2 separate regions of the Mus musculus genome follow, and region 1 is linked to region 2. Evidence: chromatin loops called from intact Hi-C (ENCODE). Cell type or tissue: left cerebral cortex. All regions are shown on one strand. Each heading gives the region's core, and the rest is flanking DNA. Links, peaks and the distances in the headings are about the cores only.

Region 1 (5,376 bases), core at 329-5,328, 60 kb after region 2:
CCGCCAGTACTGTTGGAAATCTGTCCTGTGAGGTTCCAAAGGAATCATCTACATGGAGAGGGCATGCCTTGACTCTTTCTTGAAACAGTCCACCATCACACAGAGGGAGGCTGTGCACAGGGAGGGGCCTCTTCTATGGTATTCCCCTCTAAAGGCATCAGACATTCGGGGGAATCTTCTTGCCTTTGGGAACTGCTGGCCACAGCATTCAGAGAACCTGGTGTCTGCCCTTCATGATCTGGATGTGGGACAAGTTACATATGTTACTGAGATTGGATGCTGCAGAAATCTCTCTCTCTCTCTCACACACACACACACACACACACACACACACACACACACACACACACACACATCTGGTACCCACAGTCATCTGCCCACCTGGGGTGAGCCTGGAGATCCATGAACTGTAGCAGCCTAGAGGAGAGTCTTACCCAAAGCAGGAAGGTGCATCTTCCTCCTTCGGCACCTCTTTAGGCTCCCTGCAGACAAACTTTAGATTTTATCAGTTGGCGAAATGGCAGTAATTATGAGGCCCAGTGGTGCTAGTACACAGCTGTCTGGGAAAGGATAAATTTGCATCTGAGAGGCAATAAAGTAGTGACTGACACACTGAGCAAACACTGAATTATCGTAATCTGAGCGGTTTGGTCCAGTACAACACTCCCCCCAGCCTCCCATGGCCATTCCGGTTTGTATTCAATACAATTAAGTGAGCAATTGTATTTTTAGTATCCAGTCACGCTTGCCACATTTCCAGAACGTAATTGTCTCACGTAGGTAGTGCCTACTGTATTAGAGTATACCATTTTCTTCCTTGTTCATTCAACAACCTTTAGTTGCCTCTTAGCCCTGGCCAGTGGGAAGCTTGGAGACAGACTAATCAGTCTCCAAGGTCAAATAGAAGGCCACTGTCTAGCAAAGCCCAGGCCCTCATACCTCTCTTCCCTTCATGGCAATTTCCTAATCTGTTGGCTGTCTCTGTTGTCCTTTCAGAAAAATTTCATTTGAAGCCATGTATTTCAAGATTAGGGTAGATAAATGAAAACCTTCTAAGCAAAGGACACTTAATTTAAAGTTGAATGAATCTCTAACAAATCAACTTCCTTATTTTCCCAATAAAGAAGTTAAAATCCGGCATACGAAAGCTATCACCCCCTGGGTCACAGAATCGTAGCTGAGATGATGATGCTGGTCTTATGACTCCCGTTCTGGGTCTCACTGCAAGGGACCTACTGCCTGTCTTCGAGATACGAAGGTGACATCACCCAAGGAAATAATTAGACCAGAGAGTTAGCCATGATTCACGGCTGTCTTCTGAATTTCTAAATATAGGGATGAGAAGGTCAGGCAGAGGGAGGTGTCATCCAGCCCAACGAGTTCTCAGAGGCACGTGCTCCCTTACCTACAGAGATGGGGTAGGCTGGTTGCCTCTTTGCAAATGTTACTTGGGACTCGACTCATATCTTAGCTGCTCCTAGATTGTGGACGGATTAATTTCTATTCCTTTGGGGATGCCTCTGTTCACTCAGCTAATGTCCCTGTCCTCTTTCCCTTGAGAAAGATACAAGGTCATAGCTATTGCAATTGGCAGAAATTGCAGACATACAAATTTGAAAGCTGTCCACCTATAAATGTAACTGTGAGCCTACGAGGTGACAGCCTGTGCTGCAACGCATTTCCTGTATCTCAGTTTCTGCGAAATAGCTTCCAAATCTGCCTACGGCCTCACTTTCCGCTTTTACTTGTATCTCGAAGACAGGCAGTAGATCCTGTGCAGTGAGACCCAGAACAGGAGTCATAAGATCAGCATTATTATCATCTCAGTTATGATTCTCTCTCTCTCTCTCTCTCTCTCTCTCTCTCTCTCTCTCTCTCTCTCTCTCTCTCTGGGTGGGTGGGTGTGTGGGTAAGTGTGTATGCGTGCACTCCTGTCTGTCTCTCTGTCCTGACAAAACACATATGTTAATATGTCTTTATGGTTGACTTAGAACTTGCTATGTAGATCATCCTGTTCTCGACTTGCAGAGATCTTCCAGCATTTGCCTCTCAATTGCTGGGATTAAAGGCATGCCCCACCCTGCCTGGCTACCATCTTGTCCCTTACTAACAAAGGGCTTGGATGGAGTTGTCCTCTAGTCCAACTAATTCTCCTCTGGGTAGCAGAACTGTTGTCATTTTAAAGATATAATTTATTTACAGAAAGTTCACTTTTTTTTGGTGTACAGTTCTGTGAATTTTGCCAAGCACACAGTCATAGAACCACTATCAGAATCAAGAGTTAACAGGGCTCTGATATACCTAAGGTTCCCCTGGAAACTCTGCAGCCAGTGCTTCTTTCCATTTCTAGCTCCTGACAATCACGGGTCTATTTTCTACTCACAAAGTTTTAGCCTTTCAAAAATATCACACACAATAGAATTACATAGTGAATATCTCTTTACAATTGTGAGTGCTTTACAGTTGACCTCATGCATTCAGCAGATGAATCCTACTCTCTTTGTCCAGGTTGTTTTCTGTGCTGTTTGCTTCTCTTGTTGCTAAGTAGAATCCCACTGAGCTAATGGGCAGTTTGTTGATCCTTAGTCAATGCCTGACTTACTTCCAAGTTTCTGGAAGCTGCTACAAACAATCACCTGTAGTACACATATGTGTATGTGTGATATGTGAATACATGTTTGCATTTCACTTGAGTAATTCTTAGAAATCAGTTATTGGATGGGTAGTGGTGGTACACACCTTTAATAGCAGCACTCAGGAAGCAGAGGCTAGTAGATCTCTGAGTTCGAGACCAGCCAGGTCTACAGAGTGAGTCCTGGACAGCCAGGACTATGAAAAGAAACCTCATCTTGAAGAAAAAAAAAATCAATTGCTGGGCTGGATAGTGTATTACTTGCTTTTTGTTTGTTTGTTTGAAGCTGTGACAAAATACTAGACACAAACAACTTAAAGAAGAAAGGATTTGGTTTTGTTCACAGCTTCTAGCCAGAGTCCATCACTGCAGGAAAAGCATGGTGGCAGGAGTGGGAGGCAGACAGTTACATTGTATTCACAGTCAGAAGCCTAGAGAGGTTGATTATGCTGGACCGACTTTTCTTTTCCTAAAATGGTGTAGCCCAGATTGGCCTCATGATTCTCCCCCACCGCCTCTTCAGCATCTGCCCACCAGTGTTTGGGACCACAGTGGCTCTTCCTTATTGTTGTTCACCTGACCCCCAGTCAGTTGGCCAGTGCTGCCTACGTTTAAGGAGAGTATTGGTGCCCCAGTTAAACCTCCTTGGAAATGCCCTGACAGACCTACACAGAGGTTCATCTCCTAGGTGATTTTAGACCCTGTCAGGTTGGCAACAAAATGAACTATCACAGATGGTGAGAGTATTTCTAACTTCAAATGGAAATTGTAAAATTGTTTTTCAAAGTTGTAATTCTCACAGTATGTGAAGAGACTATTGCTCCAGTCTTAGCTGCATTTGGAACAGTTTAGAATTTTTGTGTTTTATTACTTCTTTGAGTATTTTATAAATGTATTTTGATCGTAGTCACTGTCTTCTCCCAACTCCTCCCAGATTCCCTCCTTTCCTACCTAACCCTGTGTCCTCTTGCTTTTAAACCCATTGTCTTAATATCTTCATTGCTGTGAAGAGACACCCTGACCAAGGAAGCTCTTATAAAGGTCATTTAATTGGAGCTGGCTTATAGGTTCAGAGATTCATTCCATTATCATCAAAGCAAGAGCATGGCAGGGTCACAAATTCCACCCCTACAATGACACTTCCTCCAACAAGGCCATATCTCCTAATAGTGCCACTCCCTTGGCCAAGCATATTCAAACCACCACACCCATCAAGTACAACTTGTACTATCTGAACATTCTAGAAAGTATGGCCTTCTACTGGAGCATGGTCAACCTACCAGCGGTGACTCCCTTAAACAAAACTGACTCTCTCCCACTCTCAGTAGCCGTCAAGTTTTAAGAAGTTTTGAATGAATGTTCTTAATAAAAACTTCAAATGTGTGTTATGGGTTTAGCTCAGTGGGTAGAGTAGCTTCTGTGTAAACCTGAGGATCTGTGTTTGGGTCCCGGGGACCCATGTAAAAGCTGTATGCTACAGTGGACATCTGTACCCCAGCAGGCAGGCAGATCCAGGAGGCCAGCCAGGCTGAAATAGTGAGCTCTGGGTTCACTGAGAGAATCAGTGCACCCAAAATATAAGATGAAAGAGAGAAAGACGTTGTAGCATCAACATCTGGTCTCCAAATGTGGCCAAGAGGGCAAATGCATCTCCGTGCACAGCACACATACATGGACATGCATAACTGAGCACACACAGTTAAAATGTTACCACTTAATGACAATATGAACTAACCAGTACCCCCAGAGCTCCTGTCTCTAGCTGCATATGTAGCAGAAGATGGCCTAGTCGACCATCACTGGGAAGAGAGGCCCTTTGGTATTGCAATCTTTATATGCCCCAGTACATGGGAATACCAGGGCCAAGAAGTAGGAGTGGGTGGGTAGGGGAGCAGGGTGGGGGGAGGGTATAGGGAACTTTCAGGATAGCATTTGAAATGTAAATAAAGAAAATTAATAAAAGGAGAAGAAGAAGAAGAAGAAGGAGGAGGAGGAGGAGGAGGAGGAGGAGGAGGAAGAGGAGGAGGAAGAAGAGGAGGAAGAGGAGGAGGAGGAGGAGGAAGAGGAGGAGGAGAAGGAGGAGAAGAAAGAAGAAGAATGTAACCACTTTACACCCCCCCCCCCCAACTCCCGAGATATTCCCTCACATATCATTGGTCTTCAAGATCTTACAGATCTGGATGCCCGGACTATTCTGACTTCACTGGAGGAACCCGGCTCACTGAGGACTAAGTCTTGCCTAACGTTAGCAAATCAAATGTCTTGGATTCTTCAGGAATGTGGGAGTTGAGAAGTGACTTATCTCAGAAGAGACCAATCTTGTGTATCTCCACTTCCATTCCATAACCATCTGAGAGTGGGAATGCTGATAACATACATTTTGCCAAGTTATTTCCATGTTTACAAGATTTGCCCAGCTTCCTATTTGACAGATGAAGAAAAAAAATCTTGTATATTGTAGGAAACTGAAGTTCACTCAGGGGAGGGTAGCTGACTCTCTAGCCAAAGCGACTTGGGCTCAAGTTTTGGCTCTGCAATTATTTGCTGATCATCTCCAGTAAGATGCTCCATATATACAACCAAGCCAAGCTGCATCTACTTTCCACACTGGAGAGGATTAGATGAAATACTATAAACATCACGGTTAATATTTTTATTAATTATTCCATGTGGAATACTCGAGCCTTCCACGACTTGCTCTGAACCTAAAGACCCAGCCTTGTCTTTATCTCTACTTAAATACT
Region 2 (5,376 bases), core at 58-5,057:
TATCCAATCCACTGTTAAATGACTTTAAAACTCTGCAAGGAGTTCTCCTGGGACCTTACAATAAAATCTGACAGGTGCTCCAAAAAGACTTTAGGAAATCTAGCCCTAAATCCCACCCAGTCTGCTAAATTCAACCTCAGATAGGGAAGGAAGGCAGCAATATATCTGCAAAGATCTGTGAGGGCCATGCTGGCTTACAAATACTTCAAGGACACAGGAATTTGGAGGCCGGAGTCCCACTCTTTCAAGCTGATTAACCTTAATCGAGCTGTGTTTGTGCCCACTAGGCTGAGTTCCTCTATTTATAGAGCAGAAGCTTAATTTACTGTTACAGATATTATCCAAATCGTAGCGCTCAGATTATATAGCTGGGATTGCGACTGTCCAATTTCCCTCGCCCTACCCCCTGCCCCAGGAACTCAAGACACTTGCAGCCCACTGCCTCTTCTCTAGTTTACACAGGAAGGCAAGGTGTTTGGCCTCCTGGAGCCCCATGGTTCTGCAACAATCACTGCTCAGACAGCCCCAGGGGTTATGAAAACAACTGAGATTGTAACAGGGCAGGGAAAGCTGCAACCTGTTTTGTTATGCGACAGCTCTTGGCCCACCTGAGGGGGTTATTACTGGGTGCGTGAGTTATTAACCTGTGGTGCCCTCAGGGACTAAACCAAGAACCAACTGAATGATTGTCTGCTCTCGGGTGAAGGGTTGGGGTTCTCGGAGGAAACCTCACACTTGAAGACAAGGTTTGGGAACAGAATTGGAAGAAACTAGAAATCAGGAAAGGAGAATGGCATGGGTGGGTCTGCTACTTTTTTTCCCCTCTAGGTTCTGATGAGAAAGAGGCATGAGGGGGCTTCTGCAGTTCTACCAACTACTTTGAATCCCACCAGGACTACTCTTCATCCATCTTTTAAAATGCTAGGCTTGTAATTATGGCTCACACCTACTGAGTGAGTACTTAAAAAGATCAAGGTTAGCACTTGGTGAGCTTGTTAGGGAATGTCAGCTAACGGCTGGGGAACAGACTGATTTCCTAGCAAGAAAGAAGGTCCCAAAGCCGGGTCAAGGACCTTAGCGAGCCAGAGACAGTTATTAGAACTGAGTGGTTCTGAGAACAAGGGGGTCCAGGAGAGGGCAGGACTGCCGGCTGTAGTCTACCTTTGAGCGAGGTCTCCACCAGGCGCAGGTAAAGCTGTGAGTTCTTGTTGCCGTGACTCATGCGCTGGGCTAACCCGTTGCGCTGTAGGACGCACTCCTCAAACTGCACGATATTCTGGTGCCGCCGCTTGAGACTGGTGAGGGCCCAGAATTCTGCTAGTGCCAACTCCACGTTCTCGGGAGCGTCGCAGCGGATCTTCTTGACTGCCACCCTGGCCCCACTGCGCCCAGCCACAGCCTCATAAACCACGCCGTAGCTGCCGCGCCCGATCTCCGCCAAGAGGCTGTAGCGCGGCCGTGCAGGAACATCCCCGCCGCCGCCATCCGGCCGCCGCCGGGCCAGGAAGGCCTCGCCCGGGACCTCGGCCCCAGCCGGATCCATGGCCTGGGCCGCCGGCCTCAGCTTCTCGCACAGTACCCGCTGGACTGGGCTTCGCCTTTTCCGCTCCGGGCTTTTTGTCCCTCTGCGGGCTCCGTTCTCTTTCCCCGTTTCCATGGCTGCGGGGGGCGGGGGGAGCAGCAACGGCGCCGCCCGGGCCCCCCTTGCCTCATCCCTCCGTCTAGCCCCGAGATGTGGAGGAGCGGGACCTTGGATGGTGATCTAAGGGCGAGAGGGAGAAGTTAAAACCCACCGGGCCGAGAAGGGTAGATGAGGAACTTAAAGCGTCCGGCGTCCCACCTCCGCCGCCGGTCGCGGCCCCTTTAAGAAGGAGCCACCGTCTCGAATTGAACGGGGGAAGGGAAAGGAAAGCGGGAAAGACGGAACCACCGGGAAGTACCGAGGGAGGACCGGAAACCGAAGCGCAAACCGTCCCCTCTCGCCGACTTATCCGTCAGGAGCAGAAAAAATAAATAAAGCCGTAGGGATCGTCCCCATCGAAGACGGCCGGCTTAAACTTTCCTGGGGCTTAGCCCCCTCTCAACGGCCCCTCCCCACGTCCTACCCGGGCTTCTCCCGGTGTAAACAGTCCCGTGAATCAAACCCAGGAGAGCCCGGCGGGACGACCCAGACCCCCGGGGACAGCGGGCGAAGGGAAACCGGCTAAAAGATCGGCTTCCGAGGACGACAGGCGGAGGCCCCGGTGACGCCCCCGGGACTACGGTGGGGCGCCGGGGCTCCCGCTTCGGCCCTCCCTTCCTCCCTCCACTCCCTCTTACCTGGCCGGCGCTGTTCCTCTTCCGGGCGAACCGGTTCCCCCTTGGAGCCCGCGCCGGAGGATGGTCCGTTCCGAGCCGGGCTTGTCTGCAGAGCCGGGTAGGGCGCGAGGCGGGGAGCCTGGCTGAGCGTGTAGCGCGTCGCGGCGCTGCTCTTGTGATGACAGCAACGCTCCCGGGGGAGGCCTCGGCTTCCAGGTTCCCGTGGCCGTCCCCGAGTTCACGCCAGCTGAGCACTTTACGTAACCTCTTTATGTAAGCTGCACCTCCCGCCGCCGCTCTGGTCAGCGGAGATTCCTGGTGGCCCATCCCCCAGGAGGCCAGCGGAGAGCCGCGCCGCCTCTCTGCAGCCGAGGTAGACCCAGCCGCCGCGACAGCCCGGAACCAATCACTGGCGAGAACACCCAGCCAACAAAAAGAGCGCGCCAAAATCCCGCGATTTGTACCGAGGGCCTTCGCGAGGCGCCTGCACTCCGCAAACGCCTTTCCGGACTTGACCTGCATCGTACCTCTACGCCCGCACTCGGCACTTGATGCTGATTGGGGGAATGGCTTAGGTGTAATCGATTCACAGCTGAGACCAGGGTTAGAACGCTAATCTCCACGCCCACTAATGACCCCAATGATCTCAGCCGCACTTAATCCTCAGTATCCTTCTCTGCCAAACCCGGGTGGTCCGCACTTCCAAGGTTGCAAAGGACCAAGTGAAATATGATGGCTGGCTAATTGAGTGCCTGATATAAGCTGCTTTGGGCTTGGATTTTGATACCCTTCACCCCGGCCGCCCATTGTGGTGGGAGGGAGCACAATGGCTGTGTAGTTAAGAATGATCTTGAACTTTTCCTCTTGTCTTCATCTCCCGAGTAATGGGATTAAAGGCGGGCACCACCACACCCAATTTATACACCCTATTTGTTTGTACAGAGCTAGGAATCCAAGGGTTTTGTGCATGCTAGACAGGCACTTTACAAAGCTACATCTCCAGCCCCTAGGCGTGGTTTTTTAAAGTATTTTGTACCCTGCTTTGTACTCCAATGCCTAGAAGGTGCCCAGTATTTTGTTAGCTGATATTGAAGGACAGTAACTAGAGTTTCTGCTACACACTATTTTAAGTCTGGGGAAAAAGGAGTAGACACGACAGTCTTTGCCTTAATTGCGACTCTTGACACTGGAGGAGACAGTCAACCTTGTGTCTTCGTAGATGTCTCACAGTTAAAGTACTTAGAACAGTGTTAAAATACACACAAGACAGATTAAATGTAATGTAAAACAATAAACAAGAGTTTCTAGAATTTCTATAGCTTTTCTGTATGTAAGTGGTCACATATACACACAAGGTGTAAGAATAGTAAAGTCTCATCTTTTTTTTTGCCAGAATTACATTGTTTTGCTATATTTTCATGTTCTGTGCACAAATATGTATGTATGAATGTATACATGTTGTAAATCCTTTTATATTTATAAGATATATATGTATACATATATATATATATACACACACACACACATATATATATACACACACACAAATATATGTGTGTGTGTGTGTTTTTTTCCCAAGGACAAAGATACTCTCTAGCACACTCTCAATACAGTGCAGAACCATGAACAATGCCATGCTTTTGTTTACTATGCCATCTCAAGGTTTACCGATTGTCCTTTCCTTTCTCTTCTAGTCCAATATACGAGTCCTCAGCACCTAGCCTTATTGGATAAGGATTCCAACAGCCTCGTTGTTAACCGAAACTCCTTTACTTCTTTTCCTTGTTGTTGCTGGGTTGTTGGGTTTTTTTTTTTTTTTAATTGGTGGTGATTTGGGTTTTTTGTTTTTTGTTTTTGTTTTGTTGGTTGGTTGGGTTTGTTTGTTTGTTTGTTTGGAGACAGGGTTTCTCTACTTAGCTTTGGCTGGTCTTAAACTCAGGGATCTGCCTGTCTCTGCCACCCAAGTGCTGGGATCAAAAGGTGTGCACCACCATACCCAACCTCACAATTTAAACAACTTAAATTTCTTTAAAGGGTTCATCTTCAAATATTGTTACTAACCTATTGGGGGTTATAGGTTCAACACATGATTCTGAGGTAGGACCACAATTCAGTTGGCAGCAATCTCTTTAGAAAATGACACTCATCTGAGTAATGAATAGCAAGAAGCCAGTCATGCCACAACTAGTGGTGGGGCATTGCAGGGAGAAGAGACAGCAAGTACAAGAGTGGCCAGGGAGATAACCTTGGTCAATTAAAGAGACTATTAGAATGTAAAACAGCCTGGGTAATGGCTCAGTGTGAACCTGATGACTTGATTTCAATCCCCACCCCACCCCCCAAGCTGACAAAAAGGTGAAAAGAGAATCAACTCCACAAAGTTGTCCTCTACCCTGGTACCCACAATCCTACAGAGATGGTGATGAACCCCAGAGGCTCAGAGGTATGAGTCCCCTGCAGCTGTTGAATTAGCTAATAAAATACTTTCACATTTGATTCTTAAATTTGGACTTGCTTAAATTACTAAAGTAATCTTCACTTGCTTTTATGCTTGATAGCTAACATTTATGAGCAGTTTCTATCTTCCTGGCATAGAGAGTGACAAAGAGTATTTATGACATCCTTGAAAACATAGTTTCTTTCAAAGTTAAATGTATATGTCTGCCTGTGGCCTAGCTAGTTCCCAGTCTAGAGGTTTACCCAAGATAAATGAAAACTTAGATTCACAAATAGACTTTTGTATAAAACTATTCATGGTGGCTTTTCCCATGACAGTCAGAAACTGGAAGGTACTACTATGTTTGTCAATACACAAATAGATTGTGTTACTTCCAGATAGTGGGAACAAAAGGGGAACTGAGACTCTATAGCATGGAAGAATTAAAAAAAAAAAATGCAGGGTGAAAGAACCCAGGCACAAAAGAACACATGCCAAGTGAGTCCTACACCACTCGGGAAAAAAGCTCAGACTAATCTATACTAGAGAGGGATCAAAGAAGAAAAAAGGAAAACCTTTTGGGGGGGGTGAACAATAATGCTCATTTTTTTTTTTTTTTTTTTTTTTTTTTTTTTGGTTTT

What was found. Peaks named below come from ENCODE experiments on the same cell type or tissue, not always from the same donor. Only the 100,000 strongest peaks of a DNase experiment are listed, where the experiment ranks them.
Region 1: a loop joins it to region 2, with 3 times the contacts of the local background. A loop is called at or near these places in 1 of 42 quality-filtered maps.

Annotation. Positions count from the first base shown.
Region 1 is chr2:129,738,512-129,743,887 of GRCm38, reverse strand. No RefSeq gene overlaps it. Among named protein-coding and RNA genes, the nearest start is that of Pdyn, 41 kb to the right of the region's middle. In left cerebral cortex, for the core only: no CTCF peak of the experiment used is centred there; DNase peaks (open chromatin) are centred at 1,378, 1,671 and 3,148; H3K27ac peaks cover 442 bases.
Region 2 is chr2:129,797,790-129,803,165 of GRCm38, reverse strand. Stk35 (serine/threonine kinase 35) reads right to left here and starts at 2,649. Exons shown (of 4, transcript NM_183262.3): 1 at 2,320-2,649; 2 at 1,162-1,762. The coding sequence starts at 2,625. Stk35os1 (serine/threonine kinase 35, opposite strand 1) reads left to right here and starts at 1,707. Exons shown (of 1, transcript NR_029452.1): 1 at 1,707-4,797. In left cerebral cortex, for the core only: CTCF peaks have their summits at 1,462 and 2,674; DNase peaks (open chromatin) are centred at 1,657, 1,884 and 2,614; H3K4me3 peaks cover 3,264 bases; H3K27ac peaks cover 2,060 bases.